3 separate regions of the Homo sapiens genome follow, and all the other regions are linked to region 3. The links are chromatin contacts, found by Hi-C or POLR2A ChIA-PET in ENCODE. All regions are on one chromosome and are shown on one strand. Each heading gives the region's core, a stretch centred on a gene start or an enhancer-like site at or near the end of the contact. The rest is flanking DNA. Distances are from core to core; before and after follow the strand shown. Region 1 overlaps DNAJB12 (DnaJ heat shock protein family (Hsp40) member B12). Region 2 holds the start of DDIT4 (DNA damage inducible transcript 4). Region 3 overlaps CHST3 (carbohydrate sulfotransferase 3).

Region 1 (4,257 bases), core at 1,216-3,715, 330 kb after region 3:
GCAGCACAGAGGCAGGCACAAATGGCCTCCAGGCAGAGTCAGCCATGGATCCAGGCCGGGAGGACACAGGCAAAGGAGGGGGTGGGCAGGGCACCCACACAGAGAAGAACCTTCACTGCTTCTGCCCACACTTCTCTGGGCTTGGCTGAAGTGGCCACCTCTGGCAAACGCTGGGAACAGAGCCCAGCGCCCCCATTCGCCGGGCTGCAGAAGGAGGGAGCCTGCTACCAGCAACTCTCATTTCCCCTCCACCCCTCCTGTGCTGAGCGGCTGCGTCTGACCCTGAACTCATGACCTTCTGTTCCCTTCCTCAGACCGCAGGCGAGATGCCTGGGCAAGGCCGGATGCCTGTGGCTTCCAGGCTGCCAGGTGTGACGGCATTCGAGAGAGTGCCTCAGATCCCACCAGAGGGGGGTGGTCAGGGCCCGCGGCCCCTGCCGCCACCAAGACTGCCAGCTCCCACCCACCTCGTGGCTGCCTGTTCATCTTGCTCCATTTCCTCCTAGCTGGAGGGATGGAGAAAGGGGAGGGCTCTTGGCCCACCTATTCCCACATGGTTCTTCCTGGTATCAGGCAGGCAGTGTGCATATGGGGCTCTCTTGGGCCCCACCATATGTGATGGCCTAAATACCAGGGCACGGACAATAGTCTGCTGTGCTGGAGAAAGGGCCGTGCTGACTGATGGCTGGAGTGGACCAAGAAGCCCCGGGTGGCCCTCAGCAACAGTTTCAAGTTCCCACTCTGCCTGGTTCTGGGGTCCCCCACACCCCTGGAGCCAGGGAGCAGAGCGGAGGAGTGGGGAGGACAGCATCGCTAGAGGGCGGAAACCGACCTTGGTTTCCCAGCAGGCCCCACAGCTGCTCGGTCTCTGGAGGCTGGAGGTCAGGCTGGGGACAGGAGTCTTTGCCACAATCACCAGGCTTCCTCCCTTTCTCCCCCTCCCTCCTCTGCTCATGACCAGGGCCAAAGCTGCCAGGAGTTGCAGGGTGGAGGCAGCCCTGGCTCATACTTGGACCTCGGTGGTGTGGCTGGCCCAGGACTATCCATGCAGGGAGGCCTGCACCTCTGACAGTCGGCTGCAGCTGGGGGTGCCCATCTTCTGTGCTCTGTGGTACATATCTGTGTCGCCAAAGTAGCGTGCCCGGTACAGCAAGCCTTCCTCTGCAAAGCAATGGGACAGGGTTAGTGCACACCCAGTACCTCCCGAAGCCTGCAAGGAAGCCTGCGAGGGCTGTGGAGGGCGGAGGAAAGCTGGTACATGCCCGGGGCTTGGGCAGGGCTGGCCTCCCATTAGGAAGACCATGGAGGAGCAGAGACTACAGTCCTTATGTGGGCGAGGGTGACAGAGGCGCCTTTCTCTAGAATGCAGTGAGGCCAGCCAAGGTGAGACCCTGTCATCCTGGTCAGGCCTCCCCAGGGTCCCACAGACAGATCCAGGAGCACAGTCAGGGGGTGGCCAGGGATCCATCCGCTCCAGTCCATCTCTACACACTCACCTCTGGCAGCCAACATGCTGGGCTGATGGCAGTGATTTACGGGAACCTGAGGAAACTACCAGGTGGCCCCTGGCTCCCAGCCCCGGAGAAACACAGGAGTGGAGACCAGCTCTTGTCTGGGAGGTGGCTGGTGCAGGGCAGTGCCAGGGGCTGGGCCCTCAGAGCACAGGGTGAGCAGGGCTCTCTCCTTCCCCTGCTTTCCAGCTTCATCCCAAGCCACCTCCCAAATACAGCCCCCGCCTTCCCCCCACACTCACTCTGCTGCTTCTCCTTCCAGCAGTTGTTCCGGAGGTTGGCGATATAATCATCTTCCACATTCCGCTCGACTGTTTTGAGGCTGGAGCCTGTGTACTCTTCGGAGAAAGTGTCTCCCACATAGTAGACGACACCCAGGTGGTCAGTGACTCGCCTGTGGATGTGGCCCACGGACCTGGCCAGAAATACCAGGTTCAAAGTGGGTGCGGGTCCCCATGCCCAGGGCACTCTAGGGGTATGGGCCCCAAGACAGGAGGTGCCGCACAGACCAGAGGAGTAGTTGGTTCCCTCTCAAACCAGAGCAGGGACCCGCACACTCCCTGAAAGGAGAGTCTGAGGAAAAGGCAGCGTCCTCCCACACACGTGGCCCAGACCGCAGGACGCCCTGCCTTTAGATCCCTGCTTACCACACTGCTGACCTGGGGCCTTTGGGGAGAGGCCTGGTCTAGGGAACTGGAGACCTGAGAGGGAATCTGGGCTCTGCCTCTGTGCCTCCATCTCCCCATTCATCCCCTAAGCCAATTGTTGCTGAGTGCTTGCCTGCCTATCTAGGAGTTCCCAGTGTAGGGTTAAGAGGCTTAGGAACAAAATGACAGGAAGGGCTCCAGGGAGCCTTATCCTCCCAGCTCCAATCACAGGCTCTGTCAGCTGTGGGAAGAGCCTTGACACCCAGACAGGACCAGTGCTCTGGGGACAACAGTCCCTGCCCTAGTCCTCTGCTCCTCACATCTCTCCAGTTGCAGGGAAAAGGGCTGGCATCTGGCCACAGGGAGCCTGAGCCGGCGGCCAGGGTCCAGTGGACCGACTCTGCCCCCTGCTGGCTGAGAAGGGTCCTGCCAGCTCCCAGCCAGAGGTGGCCACCTTTTGGGAGAGGGGGACCCACCCCACTGAAGATGTGCACCCACTGTGTAGCTGACCCTGGGCCAGGTGCTGGACATCAGTGAGGGGAGCTGACCCCCTAACGGCTCATGAAATGTCCTCAAGTTCACTCCTGGCAGTCGAGACTAAGCATTCATTAAACTAATATTGTTGAGCATTTCTAGTGGGCCAGACATTTTATATGCATTACTCATTAATTTCCACAGCAGGTGGATGTTATAATTCCCATTTTATAGATGAGGAAACCAAGGTTATATAACTTGTTTAGGGTCACACAGCTTCTTAGTGGAGAAGCTGGGATTCTAAGCCATGCTTGCTCTGTCTGACTCTAGTGCCCTGTTCTTTCCACAGCCTCAGGAAGCCCAACCAGAGCCGAGGAGCAGAGGTTCTTCGTCAGGGTTGGCAGGGGAGATGGGCAGGGAAGAGTCACAAAGCCGCCGAAATTATATGCAAAACTCTGTGTGTATATGTGTGCGTGTATGTGTGCATGTGTATTATGTGTGTGCATGTATTGTGTGTGTGTGTACATGTGTATCGTGTGTGTGTATGTGTGTGTGCACATGTGTGCATAGTTTTAGGGAAAAGTTCTGTAGCTCTCGCTGCAATTTCTTAGGGGACCATAATCCTAAAAAGCTTAAGAGTCCTAGTTGAATAGAGAAAGTATATTTTCTTGATTCGAAGCCAGGTTTCTGCATTATGATCGCACACTGGCTGGATCAGGATGGGAAAGAAGGCCCCTGATGGGGCTGAGAATTTAAAGCCCCTTGTCTGCCCATGGCCCGGCCTCACCCATGTACTCACGGTCTTGGACTCAGACTGTAGGGTGGACTGGAGACCATGAGCTGGCTGAGAGCTGACACGAGAATCAGGATGAGGATAGGCATCAGCTGCACAAACACCCCTAGCCCGCCCTGGAGGGAAGAGCCAATGTCACTCTGCTGGACCTGGGTGGGGTGTGGTGTCAGCCATAATCACCACTAGCTCCCCTAGAATAGTGGAGCCTGGGGAGACATGACACCACTCTGCCGTTCCCTCCACGAGGCTCCAAAACACAGACGCTCCTTCACCTGCCAGCTTTCCCAGATAAAAACAAAGCAGCAACTGGTGTGAAATACAGGAGGAAGTGAGGTGTCTGCATTTACTTTTGACAGAATGCCAAAAAAAAAAAAAAATCAGCAAAAGTTGCTTCCTCCAGGAGAATGGAAGGCAGGGCTGGAAGGAGACATGCAGTATATACAAGTTTTTGAGATGTGAACCACACAAATATATTACCAATTTAAACATTATGGCCAGTGTGGCGGCTCATGCCTGTAATCCCAACACTTTGGGAGACCAACATGAGAGGAACACGTGAGGCCAGGAGTTCAAGACCAGTCTGGCCAACATACACCCCCATCTCTACAAAAAATAATAATTAAAACAAAATAAAAATTAGAAATAGCACTGGTTCTAGGGTGCAGAAAAAGCAAACAAACAAAAAAAGAAGAATTAGAAATAAAAATTAACAAATATATTCACTGTGTGATAATCTGTGATGTTAAACTCTTCTGTTGTTAGATACAAAATAAAAAAATTTTGATCAGGGGCAATGGCTCATGCCTGTAATCCCAGCACTGTGGGAGGCTGA
Region 2 (4,741 bases), core at 990-3,489, 260 kb after region 3:
GGCCCAGGCTGGTGGATCACCTGAGTTCAGGAATTTGAGACCAGCTTGGCCAACATGGTGAAACCGTCTCTCTACTAAAAATACAAAAATTAGGCCGGGCGCGGTGGCTCACGCCTGTAATCCTAGCACTTTGGGAGGCCGAGGCAGGCGGATCACGAGGTCAGGAGATCGAGACCATCCTGGCTAACACGGTGAAACCCTCTCTCTATTAAAAATACAAAAGATTAGCCGGACGTGGTGGTGGGCACCTGCAGTTCCAGCTTCTCGGGAGGCTGAGGTAGGAGAATGGTGTGAACCCGGGAGGCGGAGCTTGCAGTGAGCCAAGATCGCACCACTGCACTCCAGCCTGGGTGAAAGAGTGAGACCCCATCTCAAAAAAAAAAAAAAAAAGAAGAAGAAGAAGAAAAAACATCGTAACTCTTGTTTCCTTAGGGTGTTTAGGTGTCCCGCCCAAATCAGCCTGGAGGAAATGTGAATGTTCCTGATGGATTAATTCAGATCTTCTCTCTGGCCAGCAGGAAGACACACCCATGCAGGTCACCTCTGTAAGAGTGATTTCAAGAGTATGTCATCTACTCCAGCCCTCCAAGAACAACTAGCCGCCTTGATCCAGTGTCTTTTATTATTTTTAATTTTTATATCCCCATTGTTAAGCAATCTGGTGTCTTTAAGGCTCCAACAAGCGACAGAGCTTGAAGAATGGGAAGAGAAGGCCTTGAAAGTCCCAGTGGCTCACAAACTATTCCATTCTGCAGCTGTCTTTAAGATGTCTCCTGGATCCCCTGATTTCTTTTTTTAATCCATAAATTTGTCTCCATAAGTGGGTCTCCCACCTGTCAAATGAGAGTAGGGTGCAGAGCTTGGATTCTGGTTCTTTCAGGTTCTAAGTCTTGGCCCAAGTGTCAGCTTTTTCTTTTTTCTAAGTTGGGGTGGGGATGGGGGTTGCGGAGGGCAGTGGCCTGACATCTCCTGCAAGTGTCATTTGTCACGCGAAAGCAAGCCTGACCCGAGGCAAGGCCCGCCTATCTGGTTAGGTTCCTTGCCCGCCCCCGGGGCCCTGGGCATCTGATGTAAGTTTGGCTCCCTCTTCCATCAGGGTCCTCCTGTCCCAGACTGATAAACCTTTAGAGCAATAAAGGTCGAGTCCGTCTCAACCTCCACCCACCCTCAGCAACCACTGTTAGCCTCTGAGCACTGCTGCCAGGCCAGATTTCCTGTGGCCCCGCCTGAATGATGAAACACGGGATGGCCATTGCACTCCCTGGCTTTTCCAGAGATCTCGGTCCTCGGTCCTGATGCAACCGTCTGGATCTTTTACACAAAGCGCTAGGCGAGCGCTGGGTGCTAGGACCCGGGGGGCGCCCGGGCAGGGAGGTCCGGCTGCGCTGCCTGCAGTCCGCGGGGAGGGCGGATGGGTCTGTGAGTCCGACTGCTGTGAATCCTCGCTTCCATCCCTGCACTGGGCGCTATGAACCCGGGCCCATCCACACTCCTCTAACCACTCTCCTCAAGCCCTCTCCTTGGGAGCAGTTGGAAGTGGAAGCAGATAGGGTTTGGGAGGAGGCAGGGATCCCCATTAACCTATGTCCTGGGCTGTAGAGTAACAGCCAGGATGGGCAGGTGGGGCCTTGGGGAAGGGGCAGCATGGTGCCCGGAGCTTCCCAGTCTGTGGACCCCACCCCCATATCCCGAGCCTTTGCAAAGCAGGGATAGAGGGGGTAAGGGCGCGAGGGCAGGCCGGGCTAACGTCTGCTCCTGCGCCGCCGTCCCACGGGCATCCCCCCCGTGTGTGCCCAGTTGTTCCCGAAGCTTTAGGATCCAAGACGCTGGGGGCAACCATTTTCCTTGCCCGCCGCCCCCTCACGCTTCCCTGCCTCTCCTCCTAGCCTGGTCACGGGCTGTCCCCTCCTCCAGCAATGCAACCCTATAATAAACAAGTCTTTCCTTGATCCTCCCCTGCCGCGAGCGCCCTCGGGGACCTTGGCAGCTGCAGCCGCCGCGGATCCTTTCCAGAAAGGGGGCGTGGCGGTGGGTCGGGGTTCGACTGCGAGCTTTCTGGGGCTCAATGGAGGCGGGGCCCGGCCGCTGTCACCGGGCAGGAGAGAACGTTGCTTACGTGCGCCCGGAGTCCATTGGCCAAGGCGGGCCACACTCCCGGGTCTGGATTGGGTCGTGGCGCAGAGAAGGCGTGGCCTCGCCGCGCTAGTCCTTATAGGCTGCTCCGCGCTGGTGCTAGGGCGCAGCAGGCCAAGGGGGAGGTGCGAGCGTGGACCTGGGACGGGTCTGGGCGGCTCTCGGTGGTTGGCACGGGTTCGCACACCCATTCAAGCGGCAGGACGCACTTGTCTTAGCAGTTCTCGCTGACCGCGCTAGCTGGTGAGTGTCCCTTCTGTGTGTGGGTCCTAGAGCTCGCGGTCTGGTCTGGTCTGGTCCCCAGACTGACGCCTGGTCGGTCCCCCTCTTGTCTTACAGCGGCTTCTACGCTCCGGCACTCTGAGTTCATCAGCAAACGCCCTGGCGTCTGTCCTCACCATGCCTAGCCTTTGGGACCGCTTCTCGTCGTCGTCCACCTCCTCTTCGCCCTCGTCCTTGCCCCGAACTCCCACCCCAGATCGGCCGCCGCGCTCAGCCTGGGGGTCGGCGACCCGGGAGGAGGGGTTTGACCGCTCCACGAGCCTGGAGAGCTCGGACTGCGAGTCCCTGGACAGCAGCAACAGTGGCTTCGGGCCGGAGGAAGGTGAGCGGTGGGCGGGTGCCGACGCGACTCGAGGGGCCGGGAAGGTGGGGAAGCCCCGGTGCTGGAAGGGGTCAGAGCCGCCTTGGCTTCCTATCCCATCGGGACCCAGATTGCTTGGGGGCAGGGGGAATTGGAGTATAAGGTGAGTGAGGCGGAAACTGAGGCACGGAGTGGGAAGGAGCGTTGGTTTCTTAAGGAAACAGCACCTCCCCCGCCTGTGCGTTTCGTTTTGAAGCCGCTCTAATACCCCTTCCTGTGTGCTCTCCTTTCCAGACACGGCTTACCTGGATGGGGTGTCGTTGCCCGACTTCGAGCTGCTCAGTGACCCTGAGGATGAACACTTGTGTGCCAACCTGATGCAGCTGCTGCAGGAGAGCCTGGCCCAGGCGCGGCTGGGCTCTCGACGCCCTGCGCGCCTGCTGATGCCTAGCCAGTTGGTAAGCCAGGTGGGCAAAGAACTACTGCGCCTGGCCTACAGCGAGCCGTGCGGCCTGCGGGGGGCGCTGCTGGACGTCTGCGTGGAGCAGGGCAAGAGCTGCCACAGCGTGGGCCAGCTGGCACTCGACCCCAGCCTGGTGCCCACCTTCCAGCTGACCCTCGTGCTGCGCCTGGACTCACGACTCTGGCCCAAGATCCAGGGGCTGTTTAGCTCCGCCAACTCTCCCTTCCTCCCTGGCTTCAGCCAGTCCCTGACGCTGAGCACTGGCTTCCGAGTCATCAAGAAGAAGCTGTACAGCTCGGAACAGCTGCTCATTGAGGAGTGTTGAACTTCAACCTGAGGGGGCCGACAGTGCCCTCCAAGACAGAGACGACTGAACTTTTGGGGTGGAGACTAGAGGCAGGAGCTGAGGGACTGATTCCTGTGGTTGGAAAACTGAGGCAGCCACCTAAGGTGGAGGTGGGGGAATAGTGTTTCCCAGGAAGCTCATTGAGTTGTGTGCGGGTGGCTGTGCATTGGGGACACATACCCCTCAGTACTGTAGCATGAAACAAAGGCTTAGGGGCCAACAAGGCTTCCAGCTGGATGTGTGTGTAGCATGTACCTTATTATTTTTGTTACTGACAGTTAACAGTGGTGTGACATCCAGAGAGCAGCTGGGCTGCTCCCGCCCCAGCCCGGCCCAGGGTGAAGGAAGAGGCACGTGCTCCTCAGAGCAGCCGGAGGGAGGGGGGAGGTCGGAGGTCGTGGAGGTGGTTTGTGTATCTTACTGGTCTGAAGGGACCAAGTGTGTTTGTTGTTTGTTTTGTATCTTGTTTTTCTGATCGGAGCATCACTACTGACCTGTTGTAGGCAGCTATCTTACAGACGCATGAATGTAAGAGTAGGAAGGGGTGGGTGTCAGGGATCACTTGGGATCTTTGACACTTGAAAAATTACACCTGGCAGCTGCGTTTAAGCCTTCCCCCATCGTGTACTGCAGAGTTGAGCTGGCAGGGGAGGGGCTGAGAGGGTGGGGGCTGGAACCCCTCCCCGGGAGGAGTGCCATCTGGGTCTTCCATCTAGAACTGTTTACATGAAGATAAGATACTCACTGTTCATGAATACACTTGATGTTCAAGTATTAAGACCTATGCAATATTTTTTACTTTTCTAATAAACATGTTTGTTAAAACAGTTGGTTGAGTCTCTCATCAGTACCATGAAGTGAAAAGGAGGGAGATGGGTGCTAGTGAAAGGCAGGTCTCATCAGGCCCTGGGGTCCACCTGTGTGTTCCTCCATCCCTTTCCGGGACTGCCTGCCAGCCTGGTGACAGAGGTATGTGTACCGTGTGCCATCTGTGCCAAGAACCCTTGGCCCTGTGCTGGCTGAAGCTACTAGGAGAACACACTGGAAACCCCTGAAGGTAGGGGGTGAGTCAGACCTCCCACCGAGCCAGAGTCTCCAGAGGGAGAGCTCACCTGGCTGCCCCGGTTAGAAGGCCCAGACAGGAGGGCCCACTGAGCCCAAGGTCTTTAATAAACAGTGAAAGAACTAGAAAATACCTTTTTTCTTTCTGGGAGAA
Region 3 (4,687 bases), core at 43-2,542:
CCTGGACCTGCGCGTCATCCAGCTGGTGCGCGACCCCCGGGCCGTGCTGGCCTCGCGCATGGTGGCCTTCGCCGGCAAGTATAAGACCTGGAAGAAGTGGCTGGACGACGAGGGCCAGGACGGCCTGAGGGAAGAGGAGGTGCAGCGGCTGCGGGGCAACTGCGAGAGCATCCGCCTGTCCGCGGAGCTGGGGCTGCGGCAGCCCGCCTGGCTGCGGGGCCGCTACATGCTGGTGCGCTACGAGGACGTGGCACGCGGGCCGCTGCAGAAGGCCCGCGAGATGTACCGCTTCGCCGGCATCCCCCTGACCCCGCAGGTGGAAGACTGGATCCAAAAGAACACGCAGGCGGCCCACGACGGCAGCGGCATCTACTCCACGCAGAAGAACTCCTCGGAGCAGTTCGAGAAGTGGCGCTTCAGCATGCCCTTCAAGCTGGCCCAGGTGGTGCAGGCCGCCTGCGGCCCTGCCATGCGCCTCTTCGGCTACAAACTGGCGCGGGACGCCGCCGCCCTCACCAACCGCTCAGTCAGCCTGCTGGAGGAGAGGGGCACCTTCTGGGTCACGTAGGGGGGCCGGGGCCCCGTATGCCCCTCCTCGTGAAAGGCCTGCCCCGTCTTTCTGCCGCAGCCCTCGCAGAGGGCGGGTGCACAGCGCCATGAGCGGGCAGCGCCTCCTGTAGCAGTAGGGCCCCCAGCCAGCGCTCCAGCCAAAGCGGCGGCCCCAGGGTTAATTGCGGAGAACAGGACAGTGCCCGGTCCCCTTGAGGGCCATCACACCCAGACCCAACGGGTTGCAGCCTCCTGAGCAGGCCTAGGCAGGCCCGGGCCTGTTGGCAAGCTTCGATCTCACACACACAGAAACATACATTCGTGCCTGGAGACCCTGCAGGCCAGAGTCCAAATATTTAACAATCAGAAGGGGCAAGGCTCTGACCAGTGACAGTCAGACCTCCTGCTTTATTTGGTGTTAACCGTTTCTTGTCTGGATGGTGAAGTCTGGAATCTGGGTGGGTCCTTGGAGGAGGGGCTAGGACAGCCGTGGGTGTCAAAGGTGGCATTTGAGGCTCGTTTGAGGTGACAGTGGCTGTTTACCAACTAGTACAGAGCGATTCAGCGTTTTCATGAATGGGTTGGCTGTGCTGGTTACTGATGAATATGGGCCCCTTATAGAGCTGCAAAACACACACATGCGTATAGACATACATACATGTACACCATACATAGACAAGCATCATAAAGGCACAAGTGCACACACATCTATGCAGACAAGCTTCCTCGCTGCTTATGCCCACAGGGTTTTTCTGTATGACACACCTCAGAGGAGCCTGTGCTTAACATTTGTAGGATTATTTCGAGGGCAGGGCAGGGGAAAGAAACGCGTTAAAGGGCCATGACATGACACAGTTCCCTGGCCGGGTTTGGACTGAACAGTGGATTCAGAACTGCAGCGTTCAAAGCCCCTGCCCGCCTTAGATTCTCATGGCTACCTCCTCTGACCCATCCACATCCTTGCGGCTGGCAGGCAGGATGTTTTGAAATGGTGCAGCCAAAGGCCCCGTCTAGCTTGGCTGGCTCCCGAACATGTCCATATTTGAAGGCTGCCTCAGGCCTGGCAGGCAGAAGCAGCTGTGGTCCCTGGAGGCAAAAGGCAGCTCACGGGGCCTTCCATTTCCAGCCAGGCCTCATCTGGGGTAGGGCCAAGAGGAAAGTACAGAGTGCCCGTGGGGGAGAAGTCCCACCAGGATGCCCCCCCTCCCCTGAGAAGCCCGCCTTCTCCCTCGTGGACAGGAGTCAGCCAGTTGGTTGCTGTGGTTACAGCCAGTGCCTGGAATTCCTCCTTAGGGCCCTGGGAAGAGTATTGCTTAACGCAGGATGTGCTGGGTGTTTTGTTTCGGGCTTTTATTTATGGCTTGGTGTCTTTCTTGTTTCATGGCTGTGTTTTTGCTTTTGTTTCTGTAGGAGCGCCTCTTCCAAGCAGTGGAGGCCTGAGGGCTTGAGGGAGGCTGGGGAAAACCAGCAGGGAGCACTTGGCTCCTGGCAGAGGGAGAGGACAGGAGGAGGAGCCTTCCCCAGGAGGAACGAGGAGAGGTGGCCACGTGGCAGGCCACAGTGCCCTATGGGCTTTTCTGTTTGAACCCCATGTGGGATGAATCTCAAAGCCACCAGCGTTCTTGCCTAGTGTCCAGAGCAGCAGAGATTTGCAGCCCTCGCCCCTCCCTGAGAAGAAGCTGGATTTGAAAATCCCTCACAGGCCCTAACATGTTTCCTGGGTGGGCAGGGGCCTCATGACAAGCGACAAGTGTACCCAGAGTAGAAGGCCTTCCCCACTCCCACCTCAAACCCAGGAGCAGAACTCAGTATCCAGAGCTTACAAGGAGCTGCAAGGGTTTGCCGAGGGCTGCCCAGCTCTGCTTCTGGTTTCCTGGACAATTTCTCTGTCAGATACGGCCCATTGTAAACCCAGAGGGCTGCATTTTGGGTTGAGTAATATGGACACCATGGAAGTACAGGATCTGAGTCCAACATTGCCATGGGGGAGGGAAGAGTGTGTCCTGGCAGGAAGCCACCATTGGAGAAGGTGAGGCCAGTAACCATCTCATGGGATTCGCTATAATCAGCCTATTTGAGCTGCTGGGTCTCTGTCACTGTGGACTCCAGTCATTCAAGGAGGTCTCCACTCTTGGGTTTTTTTTATTTTCTTTTCTTTTGCTATTTTGCCTGAACACCCCAACACTCTTGGTTTTAGAGTCCAAGAGTAAGTTGTGCAGAGACATGGTTCTAATTTGGAGTTCAAAGGAACACCAGCTCTGAAAACATGACCGTGGGGCCAGGATGTTTCTGGCAGGCCCAGAAGTGCTGGCCGTTCTTCCCCAGCCTCCCCACTGCTCCCTCCTCTGTTCCCCATGTGGAGGTCGGAGGGGCTGGGACTGGGGAGGGGGCAGCCACCTCCATCCAAGGCTCTTCCTAGGGGCCCTGCTAATGTGGACAGTAGACTTTATCCCTCCTTCTTACTCTGGGCCAAGACCTCCCACTCCGCCCTCTGAGGATGGTACCAAGAATGGGCCTTTGGGACTTCTCAGGACATTGACAATGTGCACACTGCAGGTTGACTTAATTTATTTATTTTTTGAAAAGAAGAGACAGAAAATACCTTATTATCTGCAGGGACTCAAAGCTGTACCCAAATCAAGAAAGACAAAATAACAATAGAAACCATTCACACACTCCGTTCATGCATGGACACCAGAAGACGATTCAGAACACAAGAGGAGAATGAGCTGGAGCGCCAGCACCACGATGGCCCCAGGACGTTGTTTAAGATCTGAGATCCCTTGGTTTCTCTCTTGTTGATCTGAGATGCTACATCAGGGCCCTTGCTGCTGTATTACCTCTGCCCGGGTGTTTGAGACAGGTCACAAGCGCGTGGATGTTTCCTGGAAGTGTATTCCCCTGGGGCTCAGCGATGCTCTGGGAACCCTTGGGGTTTGGGGAAGGACAGTGTGGTGTGACTATTGGCTTGAAACGTTATGGATATGGTTGGAGTCACCCATGTGGATATGATTTTCAGCTTGGAGCTGGGATGGAGAAGATGGAAGCACTGGTGGCCGGGCCTCTTTTTCCAGCGAGGCCAGCCCTGGCTTCTCCTCTGTTCCAGCTTGTCTGCCAGAAGCCTTCCCCTGCAAGGTGCCCACCTGCCCGGAGACAGAGGGAGCAGCTGAGGCCTCTCTCCACTGGCCGCCAGCCTCCCTAGCACAAGGGGACCATTCAGCAATGAGTGTTTACTCATGTTCTTTCTTGTTGATGAGTTCTGCGGCCCAGCATATAGAAATGGCTCAGAACGTTCCAGGCCTTGGTGAGACACAGCAGCGTCCAATGCTCACAGGCTGTCCCCACTCTGCCTGTTCCCATCTTCCCCTCGGGACCTGTTTATAAATTGAGGAATGGATGAGGGCCCTGGAGGGTCCTTGGGAGTAGTTAGTGGAGGGCAGGATTCTCAGGTCCCCATAGAGAGGGAAAGAGAAGACCAGATGTGCATAGAAGCCAGTCTCTGTCACATACACCGCAGGTGGTCACCGAGTTATTTTCCAAAAGCTGAGGAACATAAAGCAAATTTAGGCTTTTGTCCTTCTGCAATACATGCACTTGAAAATAAACAGAAAAGAGATGTTTAATAACAAGTTTACTTCCGGTCTGCTAGCACCCTCAGCCTGGGAGCTACTGCCAGAGGCTGGCGTAGTGGGGCAGCTGCTGACCAAACCCCACAGAACAGAGGGCACCAGGCATCACACGACATCTTTCCCTCCCATCTCTGCCATCTGTCTGTCTGGCAATGGAAGGAGCTTCAGCAGGAGGTCCTTCCCAGAAGGTTGATTCTTGGCCTGGGTGGTAGAGGAGATATCCTGACCCTAAAGTCTTCCAGCCCCGGGTCATCCTCTCCTATACTAGGGCCTATTGACCGTAGAGGCCAGGTGCGGTGGCTCATACCTGTAATCCCAGCAGTTGGGGAGGCCAAGGTGGGAGGATTGCTTGAGCCCAAGAGTTGGAGACCAGCCTGGGCAACATGGTGAGACCAATTGACTGTAGGGCTTGTCCCTTGCTAAGACAGGAGCAGAAGACTGGATGGCTGTGTCCTCAAGGCAGTCCCCTCCCATCCCCATTCCCAAAGTCAGAAAGTGAAGCCAGATCT

What was found. A loop is a pair of places that touch in the nucleus more often than their neighbours do. ChIA-PET counts read pairs that join two places held with the same protein, here RNA polymerase II (POLR2A). Pooled maps may share reads with other maps.
Region 1: a pooled map shows a loop between it and region 3 (2.6-fold over the local background). The contact joins two enhancer-like sites. A Hi-C loop is called at or near these places in 2 of 50 pooled maps. POLR2A ChIA-PET finds 5 or more read pairs at or near these places in 6 of 52 experiments (Caco-2, MCF 10A, PC-9 and 3 more).
Region 2: a loop to region 3 is called in a pooled map, with 2.0 times the contacts of the local background. The contact joins the promoter of DDIT4 here to the enhancer-like site in region 3. A Hi-C loop is called at or near these places in 2 of 50 pooled maps. POLR2A ChIA-PET finds 5 or more read pairs at or near these places in 6 of 52 experiments (H1, MCF 10A, OCI-LY7 and 3 more).

What each region holds. Positions count from the first base shown.
Region 1 is chr10:72,334,771-72,339,027 of GRCh38, forward strand. DNAJB12 (DnaJ heat shock protein family (Hsp40) member B12) reads right to left here. Exons shown (of 9, transcript NM_017626.7): 6 at 3,432-3,541; 7 at 1,754-1,926; 8 at 1,010-1,161. The coding sequence ends at 1,040. Among named protein-coding and RNA genes, the nearest start is that of DNAJB12, 18 kb to the right of the region's middle. RefSeq lists enhancers at 47-456, 1,017-1,136. Within about 2 kb of position 2,466, at least 25 of the 41 ENCODE cell types and tissues checked have a DNase peak (open chromatin) inside an H3K27ac peak, as active enhancers do.
Region 2 is chr10:72,271,685-72,276,425 of GRCh38, forward strand. DDIT4 (DNA damage inducible transcript 4) reads left to right here and starts at 2,240. Exons shown (of 3, transcript NM_019058.4): 1 at 2,240-2,376; 2 at 2,473-2,737; 3 at 3,011-4,352. The coding sequence starts at 2,533. The coding sequence ends at 3,504. It overlaps DDIT4-AS1 (DDIT4 antisense RNA 1), which reads right to left and starts at 2,027. Exons shown (of 2, transcript NR_186445.1): 1 at 1,166-2,027; 2 at 1-833. RefSeq lists enhancers at 737-1,260, 1,261-1,784, 2,495-2,614, 3,883-4,406.
Region 3 is chr10:72,007,904-72,012,590 of GRCh38, forward strand. CHST3 (carbohydrate sulfotransferase 3) reads left to right here. Exons shown (of 3, transcript NM_004273.5): 3 at 1-4,687. The coding sequence ends at 568. Among named protein-coding and RNA genes, the nearest start is that of CHST3, 46 kb to the left of the region's middle. Within about 2 kb of position 1,293, at least 28 of the 41 ENCODE cell types and tissues checked have a DNase peak (open chromatin) inside an H3K27ac peak, as active enhancers do.